Linked DNA regions of Homo sapiens: region 2 is linked to region 1. A link is an interaction called in ENCODE POLR2A ChIA-PET data of the cell type or tissue named here. Cell type or tissue: MCF 10A. All regions are shown on one strand.

Region 1 (8,000 bases):
CCACATTCATTCAATTATTTATTCACCTGTAGAATACTTCACTAGTGCCTATGGTGTGCACATAAGAGATAGCAGAGTACTGAATTCCAGCGCCTGCCCTCAAGGATCTTATAGTCTAGTGATGGAGACATACAAGTGAATAGCTAATTACCAAACAAGGTAAGAAATGCTCTGGTAGACATTGGGTGGAAAGTTGAGCAGGCTCAGAAGATGGGACAGAAGGGGCTGAGGATGGTTCTTCATGCTCAGAGCCTCTATTCAGGCTGGGCAGTTTGGAGTTGGTCTTGCAGACACCTGGGCTTCATGCAAGGTTTGTGAGCCTGGAAGTGACATGTGCTTCTAGAAGATTTTTAGGAAGGGGAGCATACGGAACACCGTAACTTTTAACTTTGCTTCCATTTTCACTAATCTGTGACAAGTTGGCTTTTGTACTCTTGACATTAAGATTTAATATATGCGATTTTTGGATTTGCCAAGCATCTGTTTCCCAATGTTTTGGATTTTCATCTATGGTTTTATGGTTTTAACTTTGTTTGCAAGACTAGATTCTACATTTTTGATTGAATTATTTAGAATATTAGTATACTCAGTGACTTTACAAAATTGACTTGCCCACGTTTAAGAGGCATTTTAGATGTTTCTTTCTGTGGTCAGCTCAGGCAGGTACAAAAGAAGTTCAAGACTTGATATCACTAGCAGCTAGTTATAGACAAGGCCTAAACCCAGAACAAGTAGGGAATGAGACCCCCAAATGCACCAGCAGTCTATTTGATTTAATGGCATGATAAATTGTATGGTACAGTTGTGTCTTCATGACCCAATCAGTGAAATTAAACTAATTTGTTACTTCTTTTCTGATGTTTAAGTGTCCATGTGGAAAAATGTTTCCATACTTGGGCTTCAGGAATATGTATTTCTAAGGGGGTATTTTAAAAATATCCTCCCAGCCCCATGAAAACCCTGATGTTTTTGCATATTATTTGAACTCTTAAAACCTTCATGTAGAAAGATAGTTCACATTGGATAGGTAAGTATTATACCAGAACTTTTGCTGGTTTCTGTGGTTTCTATAGTAGGGATGCAGGGACACTATAATGCCAAAGATTTGTAACAGATCTGCTATAACCCACCAGAGAGCGCACCCTACTCAATAGTGATTTGTTTTTTCTTTTTTTTTTTTTGGACACAGTTTCACTCTGTTGCCCAGGCTCACTGCAATCTCCACGCCTGGCTAATTTTTGTATTTTTAGTAAATATGAGGTTTCACCATGTTGGCCAGGCTGGTCTAGAACTCTTGACCTCAAGTGATCCACCCGCCTTGGCCTCCCAAAGTGCTGGAATTACAGGCACGTGTCGCTGCTCCTGGCCCATGAATAGTGATTTAAAAGCCTCATTTCCTTTATGATCATTTCATTATTGCTTTCCCTTGCAATGTTAAGACTGTTCCTAGAATGAAAGATTTCATTACAAAAAAAAAAACCAAAACCCCCTTTTAGATTTTTTTAATTTTTATTTATTTATTTATTTATTTGACACATAGTCTCGCTCTGTTGCCCAGGCTGGAGTGCAGTGGCGTGATCTCGGCTCACTGCAAGCTCCACCTCCTGAGTTCATGCCATTCTCCTGCCTCAGCCTCCCGAATAGCTGGGACTACAGCCACAGGCCACCACGCCCGGCTAATTGTTTGTATTTTTAGTAGAGATGGGGTTTCACCGTGTTAGCCAGGATGGTCTCGATCTCCTGACCCCATGATCCGCCTGCCTCGGCCTCCCAAAGTGCTGGGATTACAGGCGTGAGCCACCGTGCTCGGCAATTATTTTTATTTTTATTTTTATTTTTTTTTAGACAAGGTCTTTATCTGTCTTTCAGGCTAGAGTGCAGTGGCATGATCTTGGCTTACTGCAACCTCTGCCTCTTAGGCTCAAGGAGCTTCCCACCCCAGCCTCCCAAGAAGTTGGGACTACAGGCCTGCGCCACCATGCCCAGCTAATTTTTGCATGTTGTGTAGAGATAGGGTTTCACCATGTTGCCCAGTTGTTCTCGAATTCCTGGGCTCAAGCAGTCTGCCCACTCCAGCCTCCCAAAGTGCTGGGATTACAGGTGTGAGCCACCATGTCTGGTCTTTAGATTCTTTAAACAGATTTCAACACGGGAATATACAACTATATTAAAACACCAGCTTTCAAAGCTTGTCCGTATATTGCAGGGGTATGGACAGGATGTGTCCTAGTGATTATTTTTTCTACTCAGCCATTAAATTAGAACCTGTGTTTTTGCATGCATTTTGGTGTTTTTCTAGCAATGAATTTCAAGTCTATCCAGATAGACCCATTACAAAAGGAAAAAAAAATTGCATAGGCTTGGAAAGTAATATTTTAAAACCATTCAGATTTCAAAGATTGATAAAGACAAGTAAGCAAAAGATTATTACTTGAACAGAGTGGCCGGAAGACTGAAGCATCAGCACAGTAAGGAAGCCATTAAATTGGCCAAAGAACAATCCTTAGAAACATTGTGGAAAACTTTAGGGGTCAAGTGCAAGCCAGACAAAGTCAAAAAGAGAGACACTGGGGTCATGAGATCTATGATGTGCCCAGTGGTTGTGATGTGTAAAAAATAGAGATGGTACATGGCCAGGCACGGTAGTTCACGCCTGTAATCCCAGCACTTTGGGAGGCTGAGGCGGGTGGATCACCTGAGGCCAGGAGTTCAAGACCAGCCTGACCAACATGGTAAAACCTTGTCTCTACTAAAAGTACAAAAAATTAGCCAGGTGTGCTGGCGGGCGCCTGTAATTCCAGCTACTCGGGAGGCTGAGGCAGGAGAATCGCTTGAACCCAGGAGATGGAGGTTGCAGTGAGCCGAGATAGCACCATTGCACTCCAGCCTGGGCAACAAGAGTAAAACTCTGTCTCAAAAAAAAAAAAAGAAAAGAAAATAGAGATGGTTCATTAGATAGAGGCAGCGTTGAATTCAACAAGGACTCAGAGTGAAAGGGTAGAGACAACTGCAGTTGGGGAAAAGGCAAATCAGAGAGAGGCAGCTACAGAGCAGAGGCCTGTTGTTGATGGAGATGAGCATTCTTTGGCAGTGTCCGGAGGGGTGTGACAAGCAGAGGTGAGATAGAAGAGTACTGTTTAATGTGGGGCAAAGAAAGGCAGGTGTATAGAGATAGATAACTCTTGGTTTGAGTCTGAGTAATTTATGAGGCCTTTGGCAAGGAAGACTGTGACCTGAATATTACAGAAGGAGGTCAGTATTGCAAAAGATCAGTGTTTGGATGGAAGATATCTAGTTTGTGAGGATAGTTGTTATTTGACAGGAAATTCCAAGTTTGCCGTGTAGATTTGAAGATAGGTTGAAAATACAAAAAAAAAAAAAAAAAAAAAAAAAAAGGTGTTTATTCCTCCTTCCCCTGGACCACTCCTCCCCAGGACTTCAGAGACAGTAATGCATAGAAAGGGAAACAGAAATGAATTTCCTTTAGGCAAGAGAGCTTTGTAAGGCCGAGCTACTTGGGAGCCAAGGAGAAGCTGCTTCTTTGTGACAAAGCAGGGGTTGAAGTTGCAGTGGTTGCTAATATTCTGCTGAATGAGCTCTGAGGTGCATTCATTTTATAGGAGGGGTGGTTTCGTTTTCTAGCTGGTCCATACTAAGATTTTTATTTTTGTCTACAGGCAGTAGAGTAGATAAGAGGAACTCAGTAGAATTGACAGAATTGTCAGGCACAGTAACACAGCCTTGATTATGTCTTTCGTTTGCCGTTTTCATCAACTCTTCTTGGGAACTTTCGTAGAACTGGCCCAGACAATGTGATTAGGATGGAAGAGTTCTTTGAATGACTTGGCAGCAGTGCAGTGCGAAATCTATTATTATTTCTCTTAAAGTTTTTCTGCCAAAAAAGTACATTTCCATTTGTGTCAACAAGATGTGAATTAAAGAATAAAGAAAAATGCAGAAAAAATTACATGTGTTCTCAACTTAAACCAAAGGTGCAACATTTTAGAGTATCAGAGTAGTCATTGAGACTGTAAAGTTCAGTTGAATCTATCCCTGAGGGGTTGGGTTGAGATCGCAGCCTCTTTGAAAATTTGAACTAGAGACTTTCCAAACCAATTCTTGTTCAAACCTCCTCTACAAAGGTAAGCCTGGTCTATCCCCCCACAGTCAAAACCTGAAGAAGAGGCCTTTCCTCTCCATGGCCTTTACCTAATGTTTACATTACTGCTTACCCTGTGTTAACCCTGTAGCCTCTGCGTCCCTTCTCAGGTAGTTTCTCATCTAGAAAAATCAGTAATGTGGGCCTTGAGGGCAGCAGCCATTCTGTTTTTACTCCCCTTAGAAGGTCAGGGTTCATGCTGGGACACACGGAGCCCTTGACATGGATGAGTCTGTATGAATTGAATGTGAAGAACCAACCTGGGCTGGTTTGTATTGTTTGTGTTGACTCAGCCTGCTCTAAACCCTATTACCCAATTTTTGACACAAGAGGTGGAAACACTCCCTCAGAATCCTGACTACATTTGTTTCTGCCTCTAGCAAGGAGTTTCCCAATTATGTGGGAAGAGGAACTCTCAAAACTTTATTCTTGGATATGCCTCTTTCATCCCTATTAACAAATGTATGTGCCACACTAGGTCATATAATTGTCAGGTTCAGAATCATAGGAGACTGATTTGATCCCTGACTTACTAACTTTGTGACTTTGGAGAAGTTAATTTCTCTAAGCCTATTTCCGTCATCTGTAGGATGATATTGCTGTCTGCCTCATAGTTATTTTAAGATTTCAAAGCATTCATATTAAATACTGTGGAGATGATAGTTACCTTATTTTTTGAATATTTTTCCTAGGTGTGTTTCATAGTTTTACTAATGGGTGTTGTTGTCATATCCTGAGACAAGGTAGGTCAGAGGACAACACGACTTTTCTGCAAAAGACCAGCTAGTAAATGTTTTCAGATTTTAACAGGCGATTTAGTTTCTATCACTACTCAACTCTGCTGTTGTGGCTCCAAAACAGCTGTAGACAACATGAAAATGAATGAGCCTGGCTGTGTTCCAACAAAACATTATTTATGGACCTTGAAATTTAAATTTCCTATCATTTTTGCCTGTTGTGAAATATTATTCTTCTTTTGGTTATTTTTCATCCATTAAAAAGTTTGAGATATATTTGAGCTCACAGGCTGTACAAAAGCAGTCAGAGGATACAGGTTGTCAGTAATCACCCTAAAATAATTTGCTTGATTTTTCTTAGTAAATATTGTTTATGGAGAAACAAAATGTATTCCTCGGGAAAATTTCAAGTGTCTCAAGTCACTGTAGAAAACCAAGTAGAAGGGATTGATGTTTTCAACAGATATTTGAAGAACTAAGCATACTTGTCTAGTAAATGTTGATTTGGGGCTTGACCAGAGATACGTTGAAGAAGTGGGTAAAAGAGATGACCAGTTTTAATTATAGATTATTAACTTGGAGCTTTTTTTCTGGTTGTAAAACAGCAGTTATTCCCTCCTAAGCTGTCTATCCTGATGCTTGGTGAAGGCGTCCACTGGTCTGTTGCCTTAGAGGTTACGGAGCTCTCTTCTGCACCATCCTTTTTCCTAGGACATCTATGAGAAGTTGGCTGAAGTTGATAGGAGATGTCCCATTTTATATAAGGGGAAGCAGCAGCCCAAAGAAATTCTGTGACTTGCCTAACATTAGACATTTCTAGCAGTATAGGTTGGGCATCCCTGATCTGAAAATCTGGAATCCCAAATGCTTCCAAATCTGAAACTTTGGGAGCACCAACGTGATGCCACAAGTAGAAAACTCTACACCTGATCTCATGTGAGGGGCTGCTGTCAAAACTTTGTTTCATACACAAAATTATTAGAAATATTGTATGCCGTGACCCCAAGGCTATGGATATGAGGTGTATGTGAAGCATAAATGAATTTTGTGTTTAGACTTGGGTCCTATCCCCAAGATATCTCATTATGTATATGCAAATATTCCAAAATCTGACAAAATTTCAAATCCGAAAGACTTCTGGTCTCAAGCATTTTGAATAAGGGATATTCAACCTGGACATCCAAGGCCTGGAAATCCAATGCCTGGCCCAGGGCTCAATTATCTTGCCACCCTGTTTTGCATTATCACACAGATTATCAGGTTAGTGATAGTACCTAGCTTTCATAAATGCCACAGTTTATAAAGCTCTCTTTCATATGCTATTATGTTTAACCCTCACAATACCCTATGAAGTAAGAGGGGCAAGTTTTACTATCTGCCTTTGGTAGAGGAGGCAGCTGACAACCTGATATATTTTAATGTACCCTGGGTCACATACCGATTAAGTGCTAGGAGCAAGTCTGGGAGCTAGGTTTTCTAACTCCTTTTATTACACTGTGCTGCCTTATTATACTACATGGCAGTTGATGCCATTAATACCCAAACATTAAAAAATAAATTGAAAAAGAAATAACATCCTGCCATGGTTCCAGCCCTTGGCAGTGATTTTTAAGTGGAGGTTTGTGTTATGAGAATTTTTGCTTTCAAAATACTGCATGCACCTCCTGTAAAAGGTTGAATGAAATGATTTTAGTTTTGGTAAGTGGCCCATGCACGTTTATTATTTATTTATTTAGGTCTTTTTTGCTCCAGCTCCTTTGGCTAAATGAAGCACTGCTGTATTTTTATTGCATACCCCATCATTAAAAGAAATTGAAAAGACGCTTGTTAGTTTTAATATCGCATGGATGGAAATATATCTGGCACATTTAGGAACAGTTACAATTCCTAATAGTGCATTTTAAGAAGTAGTCTGGTTTTGTTCTTGATTAAAAAAAGAGAAAACTTTCTTAAATTTGCTATAATTCGATAATCATCTTTAGTTGGGAAGGGAGAATGTCTCTGTGTTGTATGATTCTGACTTTATTGACTCATTTAGCATTCCTTTCCAGCCAGTGGGAAGGGATTATACTCTTGGGCAGCATGAAGGGCCTTTCATTTGTTGGTAAATAATCCAAGCAAAGCTGCTTCCAAGTGCAAGTCTTTTTTCCTTTTTCTGTAAACCATATGCTTCTTTAACTTTTGGACATATGCCCCTTTCAATAAACTATGTGCGGCTCTAACTGTTGGAGCTATTGTTAAGTTAAGCACAAGCCAAATACTTAGGCTGCTTCTTGCATCTAAGCGTTCATCACAGTCCCCCTGAAGACAGTGTTTTTTTTGTTTGTTTGTTTTGTTTTTTTGCAAAATAGCTATTCAGAACCTGGAAACCCTATAGAAATGGGGAGGTGTGGGGAGAAATAGGGTGACAAGAAGATAATTTAGCCACAGCATGAGAGGTGTCATTTACACTGCAAGATACTAAATGTGCCCAAGGCCTGAGCTTGACAAAAGTAACAACAGCGACAACAGAAGTAGAATGAGAAATTCGAAGAAGTTTCTGAACCATGTTTCATTCATGACTCTGGCTTAAAGTTTACAGTTAAGTTCGTTTGATTAAAGTCTGTAGTATTCTTCCTGACGGCCTTTAGAGGAAGAGGCAGAATAATTTTAACAATGAAAATAGTCTTCAGCTGGGCGCGGTGGCTCACATCACGCCTGTAATTCCACACTTTGGGAGGCCGAGGCGGGTGGATCACCTGAGGTCAGGAGTTCAAGACCAGCCTGGCCAACATTGTGAAATCCTGTCTCTACTAAAAATACAAAAATTAGCTGGGTGTAGTGCTTGGCTCTCTCTCTCTCATGCTACTCAGGAGGTTGAGGCAGGAGAATGGCTTGAACCTGGGAGGCAGAGGTTGTAGTGAGCTAAGATTGTGCCTTTGACCTCCAGCCTGGGCAACAAGAGTGAAAGTCCATCCCAAAAAAAAAAAAATAGTCTTCACATGTACAGATAGAACAGTGGCAAGCAAATGAATGCTCTCAAAAACTCCTCACAGAAGCCACATTTTAGGGGTTAATAGTAATTTATAATACAAAGGAAAGTCATGCCAAGCTGGGCACTTACC
Region 2 (8,000 bases), 530 kb before region 1:
CAGCAGCGAGATTAACTTTAGAACAAAACTAAACCTCTGGATAAATGCTATCTGCCAAAGAAATAGGCCTGAACGTCTGTACACATGTTCCTGTGACCATACCAATTCCCCAAACTTCTCTAGGATCCGTCTTTTGTGTCAGTTTGAGCCATATAGAAAAATTATGCTTGCTATTTTCTGATAATCAAATATACTTCCAAGGATCTATTATAATTGATTATATTATCAAGCTGGATCTCCTTATGGATTATAAATAGGTCTATTAAAAACAACCAAACACATGTAGTAATTGACTACCTTGATCATTGCCTGTGGATGAATGTTAACCTATGCCATGAGGGCAGAAGCTTGAGTTCCACAATTTGAAATGTCCAGGCACCTCTGGAGGGAATGTGAGGAAGGCCTGCCATGGTTCTATTTGCATTGACACAGACAGCCATCAAGAAAGCAAGACTTTTAGAAAAGACCCTAGGTACTAAGGCAGTCCAAAGACAAGGTATCAGCATTCGGAGAAGGTACACTTCTGAGGCTTGTATGCTATCTGTCACTTCTACAAGTTTCTGCCAACTGGGAAGAGGAGACTTCAATTAGAACTGAAAGTGCTGCTTCACTAAGTGGCTGGAAGTCCTCAATAACAGAGTGTGGGGCAGCTAAAATTAGAGAAATGCTATTTTCATTGTTATTGTGGATCTAGGATTTCTCCTCCAGTTTGGAACTATCCAGGAAACACATCAGAACCACCTATCTAATGAAACAACTCAACAGACCTAGCCCTTCAACATTTAAAACAATTGTGTATGGAGTCCTCTTAGAAATACTTTTATAATATGTTGCCAAAGTATATAAATTATCACAAGAGTTTTTATGTCATGGAGGCACTACAGTTTAGTGACTTTGAAATAAAACGAGTGTGGGTTTGAATCCCAACCCCACCACTCACTATATAGATGCCATCGAGCCAGTCACTTGCTCACTCTAAGACCCAGTTTCCTATTCTGAACCAGAAAGACAATTGATTAAATACTTTATCTCATCACAGTTGAATTTCTGATTGCCCAACTGAAGTCCTTGGGAATTAAATCTGCCTCTACTTTTCTTGTTAAGTTTCCCAACTGCTAATAAAAGGCTCCTGTTTGTTCAGATAACTGCCTGTATAATGGTCTTTTAGATATGATTGGCCAGAGTAAAAATGACAAAAACAATGGACCTTTCCAAGCTCTGTCTTGTGGCTCTTTGCTTGTGACGTGTCATCCTGCAGCCCCTCCTGGGAACAGCAGCTGTGGGCTGAAGCAGTGATGGCTCCTCTTAGACCTACCTTAATCTATAGTCTCTCCCTTTCTTGCAGAAATTATTCTTTTTCTTCTACAAACTCTGCAATCTTTCTCCTGTTTCTTCCGCATACTGTTCAAAATATTTAACCTCTTTCTTACTATCACAAGGCCTGTCACCCACACTTTGGAAATGTTCTAGAGTGAACAGAGGAAAGCAAATTCTTCACTTACTTTATCATTTCCCTCCTGGAAACCTCTTCTCTGATCTCTCTGACTCCAATCTTGTAGTCTTTCCAACTAGAGCAGGAACAATTTTTCTAGAGATAAAAATGATCATTTCTCTTCTCATCCTTCCTCCTTGAATTATTTCAGCTATTCCCGTGTCCTTCAAGTTGAAGGTGACACATCCTTGCATGACTTACTTCACCCTTTTCAGTCTGGCTCCTGCCTGCTCCTCAATGCATTCATTTTCTCCCTCTCAAAGCTCCCACCAGACCTTCCCCATGCCATGCTCCCTCTGGTTTCAGAGACTTAACTCACCCTGCTGTCTTGGCCTCAAGAGCACATCTCTTCTTCCCTGCCATGTTGCTGAGCTCACTGCTCCTCATTCAAGAGCCAATATGGGCCCTGCTTATTCCATAGTCTTCCCTGGTACCCTCTCACTCTCTGCAGTCTTGGCAGGTGCCACTAGCATATGATCAGAAGGGTCTATGATGGGGATTAAAGGAGATAGGGCATGGGAAAACACATGCCGCATAGTAGGCTTCCAATAAATGTTACTCTCCTCTAGTGACAAAGACCAACTCTGAACATTATCTAGTCTTGTTCCTGCATTGCCTTTCAGTAATTCTTCAAAACATTACTTTCTCTTTCTTGAACCTAATGCCTCTTCATTCCTTGCTGCAAACATACTGAGCATCTTGTCAGTTGCATAAATGACTATCCAACCTCCAAAATTTATTTTCTGAAACATTCTTATCAGTCCTTTATTCTGGGATAAATGTGGCCTTATCTATACCCTTAAATAGATAGGGTTCTAAGGATCTCTATAAAGGTCTCTTCCAGCTCTAACATTCTTTGATTATAAGATTTATTTTATTAAAAACTCCTTAACACAGATGAAGTCAAATTTCTGGAACTCGATCATACAATTTAAAGATTATCTAGGGCCTTGGTTCCTCCTCCTCCTCCCTTCGCCTCCCTTCTGCTACATGCCCTTAAGTCATTTTTACTACTCACGAACTTCTCTGGCAGGGAAGTAGAAAGGAGACACAATGCTAGCACAGCAGCTTTAGTGAAAGGCACGATGGGAGAGGTGCAAAAGGTTGGCTGAGGAAGATTGTTGAGATTCATGATACCTCCACCTCTTTAAACTGATCAAAAGTAGGTTAGCTGGAAAATTACTATGCTGTCTCTGATTTTTTTTTTTTTTTTTTTGATGGAGGCTCATTCTGTTGCCCAGGCTCGAGTGCAATGGCACAATCTCCACTCACTGCAAACTCTGCCTCCCAGGTTCAAGTGATTCTCCTGCCTCAGCCTCCCAAGTAGTTGGGATTACAGGTGTGCACCACCATGCCAGGCTAATTTTTGTATTTTCAGTAGAGACAGGGTTTTGCTATATTGGCCAGGCTGGTCTTGAACTCCTGGCCTTCAGAGATCCACCTGCCTGGGCCTCCCAAAGTGCTGGGATTAAAGGCATGAGCCACTGCGCCCGGCCTTTCTCTGATTTGTTAAAATAACAAATGCTTTGTCCAAATAATTCACTAACTCCAGGCCATGTCACTCACCATTATATTTAATTCCAGTGTCCTGCTCCAACTTTCAATCCTCTCTCCTCCATCTAAGCAGGCTTGGGGTTTGTCCTGCTTCTCTCTCTGTGCCCTACCACACTCACATCTTTTTATTTGGGAGAAATATGGAATGAAGGACATGAGGACTTGCAGGCTTGGAACATGTAGCTGTTTCAACCTGGCATCTTCTATTCCCCTAAGGAAACCTGACTGAAATTGCCGGTGAAGGCTATAAAGAGATCTCCTAGTTGTAATGTCTGAAACCGACCTGGGGATTTTATGTAGAACTCTGCAATGTCAGCAGCTGCTTAGCTACACGTATTCCACACACAACCCCTTTTATAGCTTTGACTTAGAGCCAACTTCTGTTTCCAGCACAAGTGCCAAGAGCCAATGGCTGCTTAGATTCATGACAGCTCATTCTTCCCTAGAACTTTCTTTTCAGTTCAATTGACAGAGGCAGAGCCCTGGGGTCCTTATTCATCCCAGGGAATATCATGACGCTGTTTGCAGAATTCGGATTGGGTCCTGGTACTAAGCCCGAGTGCTGAATCCTAGGACTTTGCTATCCTGGCTCTACAGTTTGTTACAGGCATCTTCCTCAATGAAGGGACCTGGCAAGGCAAACCAGTGAGTCCAGTTCTGGTTTGAGTTTAATCATTACTGACTTTTTTTTTTTTTAATTCTTATACATGGCCAAGAGTGTTATGGCAAAGTTTACCAAACTTGAATTAGGTGGAGAACATGTATAATGTGTGACCAAAAACTTTTCTAAACATTTTAGCACCTTATATCACTTCATAATACAGCATTTTCCCCAAAATTGGTCTTGCTCCCAGCCTGTGAAATATGAGAGGGGAGGTTAGGAGAGGAGATGGCCCACTATGGTGATGGTGGGGATCTGGCCTCACTGTCAGAGCAGTGTCTTTGATGAAGGTAGTGACCCTGCTTTGAATGATGAGGACAATATGCTATTTCTTAATTGTGTTCTATGTGTGTGTGTTACTTTACATAATTTTCATGGTGGTTCCATCAGTTCCGTAGTAGTCTTATCCTCATTTTACAAATGAAAATGCAGCACAACAAGTTTACATGATTTTACTAGACTCACATAGCTCATGTGAGACAGGTTTGGACCTTGACCCATAGTGACATGCCTTCAGAGCCTGTGTTTGTCCCAGTATTTTATAATGTTTCTTGGGTATATTGTAACTAGGTTTTCCCCTTCTTCTTTGGTCACTTTCCCAAGTTATAATTTTTCTATTCAAGTTTAATGCAATCACCATGATTCAGATAAAGCCTGAAAGGACATAGTCACCTTTCACTTTAGGTATGGTGGTTGGGTGAGTTCTATCATTAATTCAACAGGTATTTGCAAGTATCTTACCAAAGTCTGGTTCTGAGCTAGCTCCTCATGGTAATATAGTTTTACAGGGGACATAGGCTCTAGGCAAATTGTTACAAATGCGATGAATGCCATATAAAGGAATTTATCAGGCATCGCAGATCATGATAAGTCCAGAGGACACACTGGAAATGGGAGGATAAATAAATAGGAGTCAGTTGGTCTTCTGAGGAGGCTAGAGAAGAGTGTTCTAGGTTGAAGTGGGGCATGCTTGAAGCTTGGAGGCCAACTAGAGGCAGTTAGCCAAGATTCTGTGGTTCCCCGGGAATCACACCTGGAGGCTGAAGCTCCTGGCTGTGACTCCTAGGCTACGCATGCAGGGACATCTGAGGAGTGTGCGAACCCAGGCTGGGGCCTGAGGCCAGATCCGCTCCAAAACTTTGAGTGCGGTCCCAGGACAACCTCTTACTCAGTCCACATCTGTGGAGCTGTGAGGAAGTTTGGAAGCCTAATTCTCAGTTTCAGTCACTCCAGGGAGTTGGGCTGGGAGGGAAGGGGCAGACTGACTCTAAACCACCATGGATCAGCACAGGGATCCTGGCTGAATAGAACTCAGGATGGACTCTTACACAAAAATGTAATAAAGCCACCCAGCTCAAAATTTAGAGAAAGGAGCCAGATCTTCCAGTGGATTGTGATTGTGTGTTTTTTTATCTCAAAATTATGTCAGAGTTTATTATTCACTAATTATTTAAAATTTGGAAGGGAAATGTTCTATGCGATAGATCAGGACTATCCATTAGAAGTAAATAGGAATGGTCCTGTTACGTTTTATTTCTGGGGAGTTTGTGTCTCTTGCTGTCACAATTACAGTTTCCTTTATTGAGTGAAGGCATTGCTTCTGTGATTATGGTTGAGCTGGTAACTCATTAAGCTGCTCTTTATTGATGAACATCTCTGTGTAGATTTGTTCATTGGGTTGAGAGCTGGGCTACATAGGTGAAGGCAAGAGAGTAGCTCTCTTGTGAGTCAGACGAGGAAGGAGATCCATTCATTCCAGCATCCCCCAACTACTTGACGCCTGTTGCACTTGATGCCAGTCACTGGGAAAACGCACACCTTGCTGGAGACCACTGGGGCACCATGGTTATGGTCTCTTGAGCAGAGAAGGCTGGGGAAAGAAGAGACTAAAAACTGAGCTGAGAGGACCACGGACAAAGCTCACCTGCCTTCCAGGTGTATGCAGTGAGCAAACGGGGCAAGGAGCCGGCACTGAGAGGAAGCGCTGACATAAGGAAGATAATAAATGTTCTGAGATTTCAGCACCATCGGGAGCCTTGACACATGAATGCCAGGGCTTAGTTCTCTCTCTGATTCACATTTCTTCTTTGCTACAGGATCATTTGGTTCTTGAGCCTGTAGAATTACTGACTGATTCCTTTCTGGTCAGATTCTTTTTAGCTACACACAGACTCCTCTCTTGTAATGAAAATCAGGTTTCCTGTTACAGTTTGCTTTACATTTAGGGAACATGTTGCCGTCTGGAATGAGCAAGTGTTGCATTTGAGTCATATTTTCCACGCTGATGCTAAGCTTTCATGCTTCCTATGTCTGGTGCTGAAGGGGAGACTAGGAAATAAGAAACTGCAGCTAGGTCAGAAAATTTATATTTTACCCAAAGGGTTAATCGGCTTCTGGAGGGAACAAAGACATGGCGCTACTGTAGCTGCTTCCTGCGTACAAGAGAGTGAAGCGAAGACCATTCTAACTCAGCATCAAGGAGGGCTCCATGTGGGGTGGCCTCGGTCAGTGGGGACTGGATCCACCTCTTCGTGGTGCACACTTTGGGAGAAAAGCTTAAAGAAGTCATCTGATCTTCTGTATCTCTGAGAACCACATTGTGAGTTGCTGTCAAAGATTCAGAGCCCAGTTTTAGGTCCTCAGGGAAGCAAACTGCTACTGGGAGCTATTTTCTTCGGGGAGTTGTGTAAGTCAAAACAAGTGTTTGGGAAAAAGTCCAATAATCAGCAAATGACAAAGTTCCATGCCAATGTGAAAATTGTGTACACACTAACAAGACATTGTTTGTTACTAAAATGGTTAAATAAAATTTAAAAATAGTAATTTGGACTCATTTGACTAGAATTACTTCCTCTCCAAAAGCAAGGATAAAGTAAACCATGTTTGGGTGACTATAACATACACATGCACACACATGCAAATATGCACACAACACACACATACACACATATACATAAATGTATACAAAATACACACATACAGTCACATGCTCATACATGTACATACACAAAACAACACACACATATATGTACTTACACACATATGTGCACATATGCACACACAGACATATATGAAAGGCAGAATGGGGAGAAAGAATTTCAAAAGCCTGGTGCTACTTTGAACCTATCTTCTTAGGAAGAAGGCAAAATCATCTTTTAGTGAGGAAGATACCTTAAGATAATTACAAAAATAAGGCCACTTGGGTAGGCCTTAAATAGGAAAAGAGAATAATAAGAATTTGGCAATTTGCAGTATGAAGGAGAATCTCTTGAAGAGGAGAAAATCCTGGGAGATGGGAAGGGCAGGCCAGGAAAGAACTCCACTATGGTGTCAGATGGCCCCTGGGTTCTTTCTTTAGTAATGCCCAGAAGTGAACTTGGAATTATTTCCTGTCTGGTGCTATAGTTCCTCTCAGCTACCCCAAAAACCTTACATCCTATTCTCTTGTATTGAACTTTGTGAGGAATGAAGGAAGGAGTAAGAGCAATAGGAAGGAGGTTATCAGATGTAGAAGCAGAGAGCAGGGTGAGACTATGACAAAGCCCATTTCCCCAGGTGTATTTGAAAGTGACTCTGGACAGCAGGAGTGGGTCCGGGAAAGTAGGCGAGCGCTTGGGTTACTCCTGCACTCGTTAAGTTGCCTTCTTTTGAGTCAGGAAAATATTTCCAGCAGCCACTGTGTTGCTCTGTGGCCCTCCCACAGGCTTCCTCTTTGCCCTCTGTGAGAGGGCTGAAGAGGTAAACATCTACAGCATTAGAGATTTTCCTTGGCTTGAAGTGAGTCTGAATGTTCGTGTGGATGCGAAGAGGCATTTGACCCCTAGAGGGTGATCACACCATATGGTAAAGGAGAGGACACCAGGAAGGCAAAAACAGAGAAGAAAACCGCACTAAGTTCCTTGTGTCCATTCCAGCTGATGTGTAATGGTATGTATAGTACCCCCGTGGGTATGGCAACCTCTCTCTGGGTATATCTCCTGGATTGTAAGGCAGAGTCTACTCTGGACTTGGAGTTTGGTGCCTTCCTGATGCAAAAAGCAGGGAGCTGGTAAGCCCCAGTCCTTCTGGTCACTCACAAGAGGTTTGGGAATGAGACTGGGTGAGGACCGGGATTCCCTCTACTTCTGCTGGTGAGACCAGCAGTCTCTGATGAAAACTGACTTTTCTGCAGACGTTGTGACTGCAGCTAGGCAGACCATGCCTGCAGGAAGGAAAGTGGGCCACCTCAGGGTGACTTCGAGACTGAAAACTAGGAATTGGGAGCAATAAAATAAGGCAAAATCACCCTAATAT

Evidence for each region. Peaks named below come from ENCODE experiments on the same cell type or tissue, not always from the same donor. Only the 100,000 strongest peaks of a DNase experiment are listed, where the experiment ranks them.
Region 2: POLR2A ChIA-PET joins it to region 1 with 5 read pairs; 2 of 35 experiments call an interaction of 5 or more read pairs at or near these places.

What each region holds. Positions count from the first base shown.
Region 1 is chr7:42,158,361-42,166,360 of GRCh38, reverse strand. All of the region lies in intron 2 of GLI3 (GLI family zinc finger 3), which reads left to right. Among named protein-coding and RNA genes, the nearest start is that of GLI3, 75 kb to the left of the region's middle. In MCF 10A, no CTCF peak of the experiment used is centred here; a DNase peak (open chromatin) is centred at 4,450.
Region 2 is chr7:42,690,768-42,698,767 of GRCh38, reverse strand. All of the region lies in intron 1 of LINC01448 (long intergenic non-protein coding RNA 1448), which reads left to right. Among named protein-coding and RNA genes, the nearest start is that of LINC01448, 12 kb to the left of the region's middle. In MCF 10A, a CTCF peak has its summit at 7,530 (motif pointing right); a DNase peak (open chromatin) is centred at 7,547.